Linked DNA regions of Homo sapiens: region 1 is linked to region 2. The links are chromatin contacts, found by Hi-C or POLR2A ChIA-PET in ENCODE. All regions are on one chromosome and are shown on one strand. Each heading gives the region's core, a stretch centred on a gene start or an enhancer-like site at or near the end of the contact. The rest is flanking DNA. Distances are from core to core; before and after follow the strand shown.

Region 1 (5,745 bases), core at 594-3,093, 130 kb before region 2:
CCTATTACCATAGCCTTGAGTCAAGTCAGCCTTACTGTTTTAACCAATTACTTTTTCCTTAACAGAGCCAAAAGAAGTAGGTGACTTGTTTCCTAGCCATGTTGTACTCTGTGGATATAGGTGAATTCACATACCTTAAGTGTTGATACCATGTGATGCAAATGCTCGCTCTTTCCTCCAGCATTTTTCTCTTACCATCCCTAGTATAATCCTCCATTTTACCATGTACTATCCTATATTGTGTACATGTATATTGCATGCATATCATAGCCTCTGATGCTCCTCTGGGATTGTGTGTTTTTCATCTTAAGAGTCCCCATAGTGTCCAGCATGGTGACATAAAACAGGGCCTCATCATCTTTGCCCCTTCTCAGATGTTGTTCAAGCCTGTTAATATCCCTCTCCAAATGTGATAACCATTAGTGAAAACGATATTCCAGACACGATTTCACCAATATGGAGAGTCTCTACCCTTTTCCCCCACCCCAAATCACACTTCTGTTAGCTCAATCTTAGACTTCAGCTGTTTTAGCAGCCATATCTCACCCATACTGGCCCTCTGGTCTGCTAAAACCCAAGGTCTTTTTCGGGAGGTCTGTTATTAAGCCCAGATTCCCACTACCTTATGTTTATTTGTACAAGTCTTTACGTTTACCCTTGTTAAACTGCTTCTTGGTTTTCCACGCAAGGCAGCAGCCTGTTGATAAACGTGTTTTTGAAGCACAATTCTGTGGTGTGACAGAAGACTCTTTGATTTTCACTTGGGTGGTAGCAGGAAAAGGAGACCAAAGAGCCTTCAGCCACAGGGTGAAAGGGAGCCTCCAGAAGGCTGGCTCTGCCCCTGGGTCTCCATGGAGAAGCCACAGGTGCTAATGGAGGTTTGGTACGCACGTAGTTTGTGCCCTTTTCTTCTTTCCAGAGCTTCCTGAGCTTCTCCCTTCTACCCTGGGCCTCTTCAGTTCTCCCAGATAGCGGACCCCCGAGGCAGCAGCGCCTCAACAAGGTGGCAGAGGTCCCTGTAAAGCCCGCGCTCGGGCTCGCAGCCCCCAACAGGCAGCCTCTAACCCGCGCTCCCGCGATGCCTGGGCCCCCTCTGGAGGCTCCCCTCCCCCACCGCGAGCGCTGTCCCTCAGCCCCCGCGAGCGGCGCATGGACGCGGGACGCAGCTCCCGGCCCCGGGTTCCGGCCTCCGGGGGCGCGGGCAGCGCGGGAGGCTCTCCGCGGCGACTTGGCGCAGGGGCCCAGCTCGGGCAGAACTGGCGGGCTCCGGGCGGCGCTGGTGGGGCGTGGGCGAGGCGCGGGAGGGGAGGTCTGCGCCGCCCCGGGACTGGCCTGAGCCGCTGGGGGAGCTGCGTCCCTCTGCGCCCCGGGGCGGGAAAGGTGGCCCTCGCGCGGGGGTCGTGGCAGCAAGCTGGGCCCGCGATTCGGGGCCGGGAGTGGGCCGGCCCGTACCTGATCTTGAAGTCGCGGTTATAAATGGTCCGCAGCCGCTCGCGATCTGTCTCCATGTCCAGTCCCCGAACGACCAGGAAACTCTCGAAACACTGGCCCGCCTCCCGGAGCTGCCGGCAGCTGAACTTACTGGGCATCGCGGCGGCGGCTGCGGCCCAGGCAGGAGGGTCCGTGGAAATGAAACTGAAAGTCGCCGCTGCAGCTGGAAGTTGGCGGCCCTGAGATGAGGGTGCAGCAGGAGGGAAGCCCCCTAACTCTGACCCCTGATCCTGCGGGCTCCCTTCTCCCCACCAGGCTTCCCTCCTCCGTTCTTTTCTTACCTGAGCTTTCCCTTCGGTTTCTTCGTCCTATCCCCTCCCCCTCTTCGCATTAACTCTTTCCTAAAGCGTCTGACCCCTCCCTCAGGGCCCTCCCCTTACCCCAAGCTCCCTCCCCTGGCTTCTAGCCAGTATCAGAACGTGGCTACCGCTTGGGGCCCTCTGAACAGCCCGGGAGGACCTCCGAGCCTCAGCCAGGGCTACCCTCACGCCCACCCTCCAGAGCCTCGGGACTCAGTGAAAAGCAGGAGAGCAAAGGGCAGGGCTGGGATCTAGGTCGGCTGCGGCCGGAATGGGGAAGCTCATCCAGCGCCTCCCCCAGCCTTCCAGGGACGTAAACTCGGGGCGACACGCCCCCTCCCCCATTTTCCCTTCTCGGGCTTTCAGACGCACGTAGTTGGCATAAGGGTCAAAGAAGTTTGGGGAAAAGAACCCAGTGTCTCTGAGATAAAGGTGTGTACGTGTGGGAGGGAGGGACAAGGGGCTCTGCCAGGATACACAGTAATTGCTTTTCTCTGCCACATCGGCTTATGTGGAAAGGCTGGTGACCGACCCTTACCCCTGAGCCACATATTTGGGCGCTTCGTTGCATTCCAGTCTGTATTGCTCTTTAATTTTTACTGGTATATAAGGTGGACCCTTATATTCATCAAAATACTAGCATCTTGAGCGTAAGGGACTGTTGTGTTAGGCAATAATAAGTGGTTAATAGTGACAGCATCAGTACCAAGAAGAGAACTAAAAGGGCAGTGTGCTTCAGAAGACTGTATAGACAAATTTAAGGGGGTGGGGCTACAATAACAAACCTTTGTATCTATTTTTTTCCCGCAGAATGAAATGACACACACACTAGAATGGGACAAGCTAAGTTACACTACAAAGTTTTAAATCAAATACATCACTTTCAAATAAATCAAAGCTAGTGTTGTTCTCCATAGTAGCTACCAGCAGGAGGCCACACACTCAATCTACGGAATTGAAGAAAGTCCAGAACCCAGGTCATACTCCAGCTGGGCTACCCGGTACCTTCTCTCAGGCCAACAACCAAATGAAGCCAGGAATAACAGGCTTTAGCAACAGGAAATGCAATGTCAGTGGGAACCAAAGCTACGGGGATGGGTAAAATAGGGCAGAGGAAAACATCTTACAAACTTATTATGCAAAGTAGAAGAAAAAACTAGAAAAGCAGCCAAAGATTTTACCTTTTTTCTCCCTCAATGTCCTGATGAGGTTCCAGAAGAATAGAGAGGGTGAACTCTTAAAAATTGCCTTGTTACTTACCATCTCAAAAACGTACCATCAACCGTACTCAAACTGAATGTCTGGCTCCATTCTGACCAGCAAATCTAAATCCCTATTATTCTTGGATACAATCTCCCTTCTTCTCTGGTCAGGTTTATGTCTTGGATGTTCTCAAAACGTACACAAAAGTCTGCAGTATAGTAAAACCTTGGGTAAAAAGTGTGATGCTATGTGGCTTTGTTTACAATGGAACTTCTCTAAACAATTTCATCCAGAAAAATCTACTTCACATGGGGTTCTAATTGTTATTGTCAGAGCTCTTTGAATCAGAGCAACTCCATCTTCAACAGGGACTGGGTAAAATGAGACTGAGACCTATTGGACTGCATTCCCAGGAGGTTAGGCATTCTAAGTCACAGGATAAGACAGGAGGTCAGCACAAGATACATGTCATAAAGACCTTGCTGATAAAACAGGCTGCAGTAAAGAAGCTGGCTAAACCCCACCAAAACCAAGATGGTGAGGAGAGTGACCTCTGGCCGTCAGATGTGAGATTTGTTTCTGTGCTCAGAGAGCTTATATATACTCTGTGCATTTATATATACCCTATCTGTTCAAAGAAGAAATTTAAGTTAGCTCAACTTAAACTACAGGACAATCCAGCTTTGTTCATATTTACCAATCTTCCTTTGATTTTTCACATAGTAGGTAGCTGAAAAACGAGACAATGGTCACCAGCATTTGGTTTACTTGGTAGTTTTATAGAAAATTGTAAATTCACAAGTTGGCATTCAAATATTTATCATTCTTTGAGTTTGAAGAGAATATGCCAAGTTTGCCAAGCATCCCATGAACCTAGATGAGTCCAGCACCGAAGTCTTAGACTATAAAAGAGAACAGGCACTGGAACTAGGCAAGCAATAGAGGGATAACCACTGAGGCTCAGATGAAAAAAGTCTTCAGCAGTGTCATTTCAAACCAAAATATAGGAGGGAAGCCTCACAAAAAACCCTTTTCCAGATGGCTGGGAAATCTTTGCCATAGCGTACAACAGGCTGATTTCAGCAGCTTGTGGTGATAAAATAGATACAATTCAAGCAAATATTCTGCTAAGGGAGGTTAAGAAGGGGGCGGAAGGGGGAGAGGGAGTGTCTCTGGCAGACTTGGTTAAGGAGGGTTGACTTCCTCCCGACTATACAAGTAACCAAGGCCTTTAGATAGTTAAGGGGTTAAGAATTTTTTAAAAAAGTCTAAGCTAAGGAATCAATGGGATAGCAGGGGCAGGATGAGAGAGTTAATAAATTAAAAGCAAGAATGTTTCAATCTATTTGCATTACAAATAGAATGGAATGCAGCTAAATATTCCTCAAAAAGGTGGGAATTTGAACTGGCCTTGGATGGAGTACTTGAAGCATAAAAACTCCCTCTGGTTTTCTTTTGGGAACCAGGATAAAAGCCTCTCCCACAAGTTTGTAGCTAGGCCAGCTAAGGAGAGGAAAGCAGCATTTCAAGATAACGCAATGTGAAATATTACCAAGTTTAAGGCAGGGATTCTTTCATTTCTACTTCTGCCTAGTGACTACAACTGTACTTGGGCCTTGCTTTCTGAGTGACAGGTACAGAAGACAACTACATTTTTCCCTTTGAAACATGGGTAGTCTTTGAGTGAAGAGCAGTATGATCCATAGACATTGCTCACGCTTTAAAAAGCTGTTCTTTGCAAATCTGTGGATATTCAGAGTCTATAAATAGTTGAAGGTAGAAACCAATTTTAGAAACCCTAAACATTCTCAACATAAGATCAAATACAGCTGAATATCTTACCTTGAGAACCAAGGCTGAAGCGATGAATCAAAAAGGAGAGACTCAGACAATTTTAGAACAAAACAGGTATATTTCTATTAGACTACCTGATACAGAAGATAGTGTGGTATGGATGGATAGTATGAAGGACAAATAATACAAATATATTTTATTGAAATAAACAAAAATGCATACACAGCTCAATGGGTCACCTGGAACAAACTTGCTTGACTATATTACTGAGCAGAAACAAAACGGAAGCACAAACACCTTTCTTTTTTTGACATGTATCTGGAGATAGGTAGGAAGACACTACTTGGTTTTTTAAAAAACTGACCTTCCCTTAAGGCCTGGTCATAGAAGTGTAAACAATGTAAATGAATCCACCATTACCAGTTGTCATATCATATCTATGTCACCTGTGTATTCTGAGATTACACACATACCTGCCAATATACCTGGGAAAGGTTATTTTATCACAGTTACACTTGAGTTCTTGGCAGGCAGGACTGAGGAAGAGTAATTTGAAAGAAGTTTTACATCCTATTTAGAAGAAATCACTAGTATTTCCTTAAATAACAGGTTACAATAGAAAGATACTGCCTGGAAGTTATCCTTTCACTTTGGTTCATTTTTAGTTTTTCTTTATGATTTACATAGCTGTTTAATTCATTTGCTTATAGTACAATCCTGCCATAAAGTATTAAAGCACAAGATACCTATTATTCCTTCAACATCTGCATTTTTCAAGTTTTATACTCTACATCCACAGTACGTCAGCAGTTCTTGAATGTTTAAAAAAATAAATGGGTAAAATGCTTCTAAAAAATGCAGATGTTTATAACTACAATGGTACTAAGATGGGAAGGAGACAATGAGAGAAGGGATAAAAGCAAACATGTTCATGTGCAGGGAATGTGGTTCAAGTCTT
Region 2 (5,751 bases), core at 2,087-4,586:
TTATAAGAAAGCTTGAGAAGGGCCAGACATGGGGCTCACGCCTGTAATCCCAGAACTTTGGGAGGCTGAGCTGGGCGGATCACTTGAGGTCAGGAGTTCAAGACCAGCCTGGCCAACATGGCAAAACCCCATCTCTACTAAAAATACAAAAGTTAGCCAGGTGTGGTGGCTTGCGCCTGTAATCCCAGCTACTCAGGAGGCTGAGGTAGGAGAATTGCTTGAACCCAGGAGGTGGAGGTTGCAGTGAGCCGAGATCGTGCCACTGCACTCCAGCCTGGGTGACAAAGCAAGACTCTGTCTCAAAAAAAAAAAAAAAAAGAAAGAAAGAAAGCTCTAGAAGGGAGGGCCTAGCTATCTAGGAGGTCAAGAATGATTCTCAATTTTCTGACTTCGGTGACTTGGAGAATGGTAAATCTATCCTATATCAGGAGGAGCCAATTTGGGAATAGGGGTTAGGGAAATAAATAAGTTCAAGCTTTGACTATGTTGCCTGTGTAACATCTCATCCATATATACATACATACCTGTATATGTGTATATATATATGTACATATATAGAGATTTATATGCTTAAATATTTTCTTGTATAATCTACTTAACACATATACATACAAGTCTATATTTTCCTCTCTCTAAATAATATATAGGTATAGATATATTTTTAAGTTATGTATATAATGTATATTATGAAGTATACATATAATATTTATAATTAGTGAATGTTGTAGGCATAAGTAATAGAGAGCAACTTCAAACTAGCTTAAATATAAATAGTAATTTGTTGGAAGAACACTGGGTTATCAGAGAACTCAATAGCAACAATTATATTTGGACTTCATAAGGGACTAGAACTGGGGACTAGAAAGCCATTAGGATTTCCAGGAATCAGTTATTTGTATATCTCTCTGTCCCTGGCTGCTTTTTTCAGTCTTTCCTATTCTTACTTTCCTTTCCTTCATCCCCAGCCCCATTTTCTCCTTCTGTGTTCTGTCGTTTCTGTTTCTCTCAGTGTATCCACTTCATTCTTACATCTTTCTCTTTACAGTTTGGCTTTCCCTTCATAGACAACCATGTGGCCAAACTTGAGGCCCCTACAGCCCTCTATTTACATGTCATGAGTTCAGGCAGACAATACAGAATGAATAATATCTCAATCCCACTTTTTCTTTTCTCTCTTTTTTTTTTTTTTTTTTTTGAGTTAGGATTTCACTGTCACTCAGGCTGGAATGCAGTGGTGCAGTCACGGCTCACTGCAGCTTCGACTTCTCAGGCTCAAAATATCCTCCCCACTCTGCCTCCTGAGTAGTTGGGACCACAGGCATGTGCCACCATGCCTGGCTAATTTTTGTATTTTTGGTAGAGGTGAGGTTTCACCATGTTGCCCAGCTTGGCCTTGAACTCCTGAGCTCAAGTGATCTGCCTGCCTCAACAGGTGTTGGGAATACAGGTGTGAGCCACTGCACCCAGCCTCAATCCCACTTCTAAAACTTCTGGGAGAGAGAATCAGATTTATCCAGGTGTTTATTCCTTGTCCAGTCAGCTGTAGCCTAAAGACAGGATTAGGTTGTGTAAATAAAATTGCCAGCGGTCCTCATATATCTTCCTCTGTACATCTCAAAAAACAGAATTGGGAGTCATTATTTTCTAGGTAGCAAAAGAAGTCGTAGGCATAAATGAAATCACTAAGGAAAACTGTATACAGTGAGAATTGAACTGAGGGTGGAACCATGGATGCACAGAAATGTCTAAGCAATGAGTGGCAGAATGACAGTTGAAGATTCAGTGAAGAGGTTGTCAGAGAGACAGGACAAGAACTAAAACTAAATATGCTAGAACTAAAAGGAAGAAGAAATTTCCAAGTGAGGAGTAATATCCAAGATAATAGGTAAGGTAAATACTAAGAAGAATCCATTGACTTTAGCAATTAAGATGTCATTAATGAGAGAAATTTTATTTTCCTTTCTAAAGAGGTGGTGGTGGTAGTTCTTGTTGTCTTTCCATTTTAACAGGAACAAATATATTTAAGGCAAAAGAATGGACCTTAAATTATGGAACATCAATATGCAAGAGTATATTATATTAAGCTAATACATTTAGCCTAAAATAATGCCCTCCTTTGTAAATTATTGCAAAGGTTGTCTAATATAAGGCCAATTTTACATAGTAATATGAATAAAATCAGGGTTATTATGTTGTCAAAGCTGTAAGCTATAAGACCAGACAGTTTATTCTTGGCAAGCCTTTATTCTAACTTGGTGCAAACTCCAGAAGGTAGGAGAGGGGGAATATGCTGGGGGGTTTTGTTTGATTATATTTTATGTTCTTAGAGTATTTTTTTCTGTCTCTGACTGTGGAAGAATGAACAAATTGTTAACAATAAGGAGTTTTAATACCCAGGAGTACTTAATGTTTTTTGTTTTTAATTTTCCTTCAACTTTGATATGACTTACCGCATTCTGGAATTTGCTTATGGACCTCATAAGTTCAGAGTTGAACTATTCCCCTAGTTCACATAGCTATTTAGTCGTCTTTTATGCCTTCTGATAAATTTTTCTCTACAAGCCAGTGATGAAATTTGAACTTTCGTTCCAAGGGAGTGTTTCTGTAATAGTCATCCATTATTTTGATGTATTAGCCAAACATTGACTGACAAATGAATCTACAGAAAGCAATCCAGGAAGAAATAATTAGGTCTCTCTTACAGTATAAAAATCTCATATTTTAGGAAATTTCCTCACTAAAGCTATGCAGTTTTCTACCTTATAAAGTGAGAATACTACTATCTCTTAGGGTTACTGAAAAGAATTAAATGAGCTAATATAAATTAAAGTTCTTTATAAACCATAAAATGCTATATAGGTTAGGTAATATTACTAACTTTGCTGTCTTGTATGTGTTTCCCACCTTCTTGAATAGCAGGGTTTGTTTCTCTTGATTTGAAGTTGGGAAGAAGAAGAAGTTGGCCTCTCATGGCTGAGGGACAGGGCAAAGGGGATTGCTGACTGGTTCTTTGGGTGCTGAAAGCACAATGTTCTCTACAGTTTCTAATGTTTCTAACTTTTAAAACTTCCATTTTGATGTGCTTTTACTTTAATCATGGCTCAAGGTTCTGGACATTTTCTGGATTTTTAATGGGTTTGTGTTTTGGTATATACTTTCTGAATATAGTAAAATAAAAATTAAAATATAGCTGTTGAAGGAAGCTTAGGTGTAATCTCTGTGAATCATTATGTTTTAAAAGTGAAATTTATAGCTGACCTTGGTTCAGCACAAAATTAGTCATCCCTTACTAATGCAGGATATTACATCAGAAATTCCTGGGTTAGTATCCAGCCCTAAGCGGTCAACTTCCTGGCCTAATGAAGTCCCAGAATAGCTCTCAGTTTAGCAGACATTTATTGAGCACCTACTGCATGTTAAGTACTCTAATAGGCTCATCTCAGTATTGTTATTCAAGTATTTTCAAATTTCAAATAAAATATAAATACTTGAGTATAATTGATAACGAAATATCCAATCACTAGAAAAATAATAGCTGAGTAAATATGTAAATATGGTAAAATAAGACAAGGGACTTTATTTATGGTCAGAATCCTAGGCCTTCAGTTTGCTAGTTTAGGTTTTTTTTTTTTTTTTTTTTTTTGAGATAGAGTCTCACTCTGTTGCCCAGGCTAGAGTGCAGTGGCATGATCTTGGCTCACTGCAACCTCTGCCTCTCAGGTTCTAGCGATCCTCCTGCCTCAGCCTCCCAAGTAGCTGTGACTATAGGTGCACGTCACCATGCCTGGCTAATCTTTCTATTTTTAGTAGAGATGGGGTTTCACTATGTTGGCCAAGCTGATCTCAAACCCCTGAACTCAAATGATTCACCTGCCTCGGCCTCCCAAAGTGCTGGGATTACAGACATGAGCAACCACACCTGGCCTACCTACTTTATTTATTAATTAATTTACATATTTATTTTTGAGACAGAGTCTTGCTCTGTTGCCAGGCTGGAGTGCAGTGGCACAATCCCAGCTCACTGCACCCTCCGCCTCCCGGGTTCAAGCGATTTTCCTGCTCAGCCTTCCTGAGTAGCTGGGACTATAGGCGCGTGTCACCACGCCCACCTAATTTTTATATTTTTAGTAGAGACGGGGTTTCACCATGTTGGCCAGGATGGTCTCGATCTCCTGACCTCGTGATCCACCCGACTTAGCCTCCCAAGGTGCTGGGATTACAGGCGTGAGCCACTGCTCCCGTCTTACCTACTTTAGTTTTACAGTGCCTAATGAAATGCCACATATATAAACACATTAATAACTGGGTAAAATTATTAACTGATGGTCCTAGGAAATCACCAATGACATGTCTGCCTCTTTCTCCATACTAGTCTTTGAGCTCCCAAAGAACAATAATTAATAACAACTCAATGCCAGGTGTGGTGGCTTATACCTGTAATCCCAGCGCTTTGGGAGGCCGAGGTGGACGGATCACTTTAGGCCAGGAGTTTGAGACCAGCCTGGCCAACATGGCAAAACCCCTCTCTACTAAAAATACAAAAAAGTAGCTGGGCGTAGTGGCCTGTGCATGTAATCCCAGCTACTTGGGAGGCTAAGGCACAAGAGTCACTTGAACCTGGGTGGCAGAGGTTGCAGTGAGCCGAGATCATGTCACTGCACTCCAGCCTAGGCAACAGAGCGAGACTCTTCTTCTTCAAAAAAAAAAGTAGCAACTCAAATGTATTTATTTATTTATTTATTTATTTATTTATTTATTTATTTAGAGACAGGTCTGTCACCCAGGCTGGAGTGCAGTGGAATGATCATAGCTCACTGCAGCCTCAAACTCCTGGGTTCCAGTGATTTTCCCATCTCATCCTCCAGAGTAGCTGGACCTACAGGCACACACCACCATGCTGGGCTAATTTTTAAAATTTTTAAAAATTTTTAAGCACGATTTTGCTTAGGTTAGTGTCGCATGCCTGGCTTTAAGCGATCCTCCTCTTTGGCCCCCCAAAGCGCTGGGATTACAGACGTGAACCACCACCTGTGGCTGCAACTCACATTAAGCACTTAAAATGTTCATCATTACAACTCTCCATAGCAACTTCTAGAGGGTTTAGCAACTTATTCAAGATCACATAGCTAATAAGTGACAAAGCTTTTTTTCAAAATCACCTCAGCATGATTTTGTAATCAATATTCTTTCCCATGACGCCATCCTGTTCCCACACCCAGCACAGTTGTCTGGCTATTTAGATATGCTGTTGATGCTGGGATAAATAATGGATAACTGTCTTCTACCTTGCTTAGCCAGAGACTTTCCTTTTTAAATTTTTTTTCTTTTTAATTTTTAAAAACAGATTTCATTTGAAAAGATTAAGACTTGTTTACATGTTATTCTGAAATAAAATTGATTCTTACCTATTCTCCATTGCAGCCTTTCATCATGTTTCTGTTTACCCAAAAAAGGAGCTTCCTTTGTTCATCCATTTCACAGCAGGATTTTGCTCTTCTACAGCAATGATAGCCATTCTCACTCACCAGTTTCCTGAAATCATGGGTATTTTTGCTAAAGCTGTAAGTATGATCTCAAGGACTTGTGTAGATTATTTGTAAAACACACAAGAAACCATCTCTGATCTGCCTGTGCTAACCCAGCTGAACAATGGAAGATATTTGTTGTAAATTAAAGGAATTGATTTGTATATAGTTGCTGCCATAAATACATCAAACATAAATTTTTGGTGATTTGAGCTACTTCTGTTGC

The links. A loop is a pair of places that touch in the nucleus more often than their neighbours do. ChIA-PET counts read pairs that join two places held with the same protein, here RNA polymerase II (POLR2A). Pooled maps may share reads with other maps.
Region 1: a pooled map shows a loop between it and region 2 (2.1-fold over the local background). The contact joins the promoter of MOV10 here to the enhancer-like site in region 2. A Hi-C loop is called at or near these places in 1 of 50 pooled maps. POLR2A ChIA-PET finds 5 or more read pairs at or near these places in 6 of 52 experiments (BJ, GM10248, H1 and 3 more).

What each region holds. Positions count from the first base shown.
Region 1 is chr1:112,670,757-112,676,501 of GRCh38, reverse strand. MOV10 (Mov10 RNA helicase) reads right to left here and starts at 1,843. Exons shown (of 21, transcript NM_001321324.2): 1 at 1,773-1,843; 2 at 1,453-1,654. The coding sequence starts at 1,589. CAPZA1 (capping actin protein of muscle Z-line subunit alpha 1) reads right to left here. Exons shown (of 10, transcript NM_006135.3): 10 at 4,886-5,745. RefSeq lists a silencer at 1,043-1,442.
Region 2 is chr1:112,541,761-112,547,511 of GRCh38, reverse strand. It overlaps ST7L (suppression of tumorigenicity 7 like), which reads left to right. Exons shown (of 15, transcript NM_017744.5): 14 at 5,422-5,561. Among named protein-coding and RNA genes, the nearest start is that of WNT2B, 36 kb to the right of the region's middle. Within about 2 kb of position 3,336, at least 6 of the 41 ENCODE cell types and tissues checked have a DNase peak (open chromatin) inside an H3K27ac peak, as active enhancers do.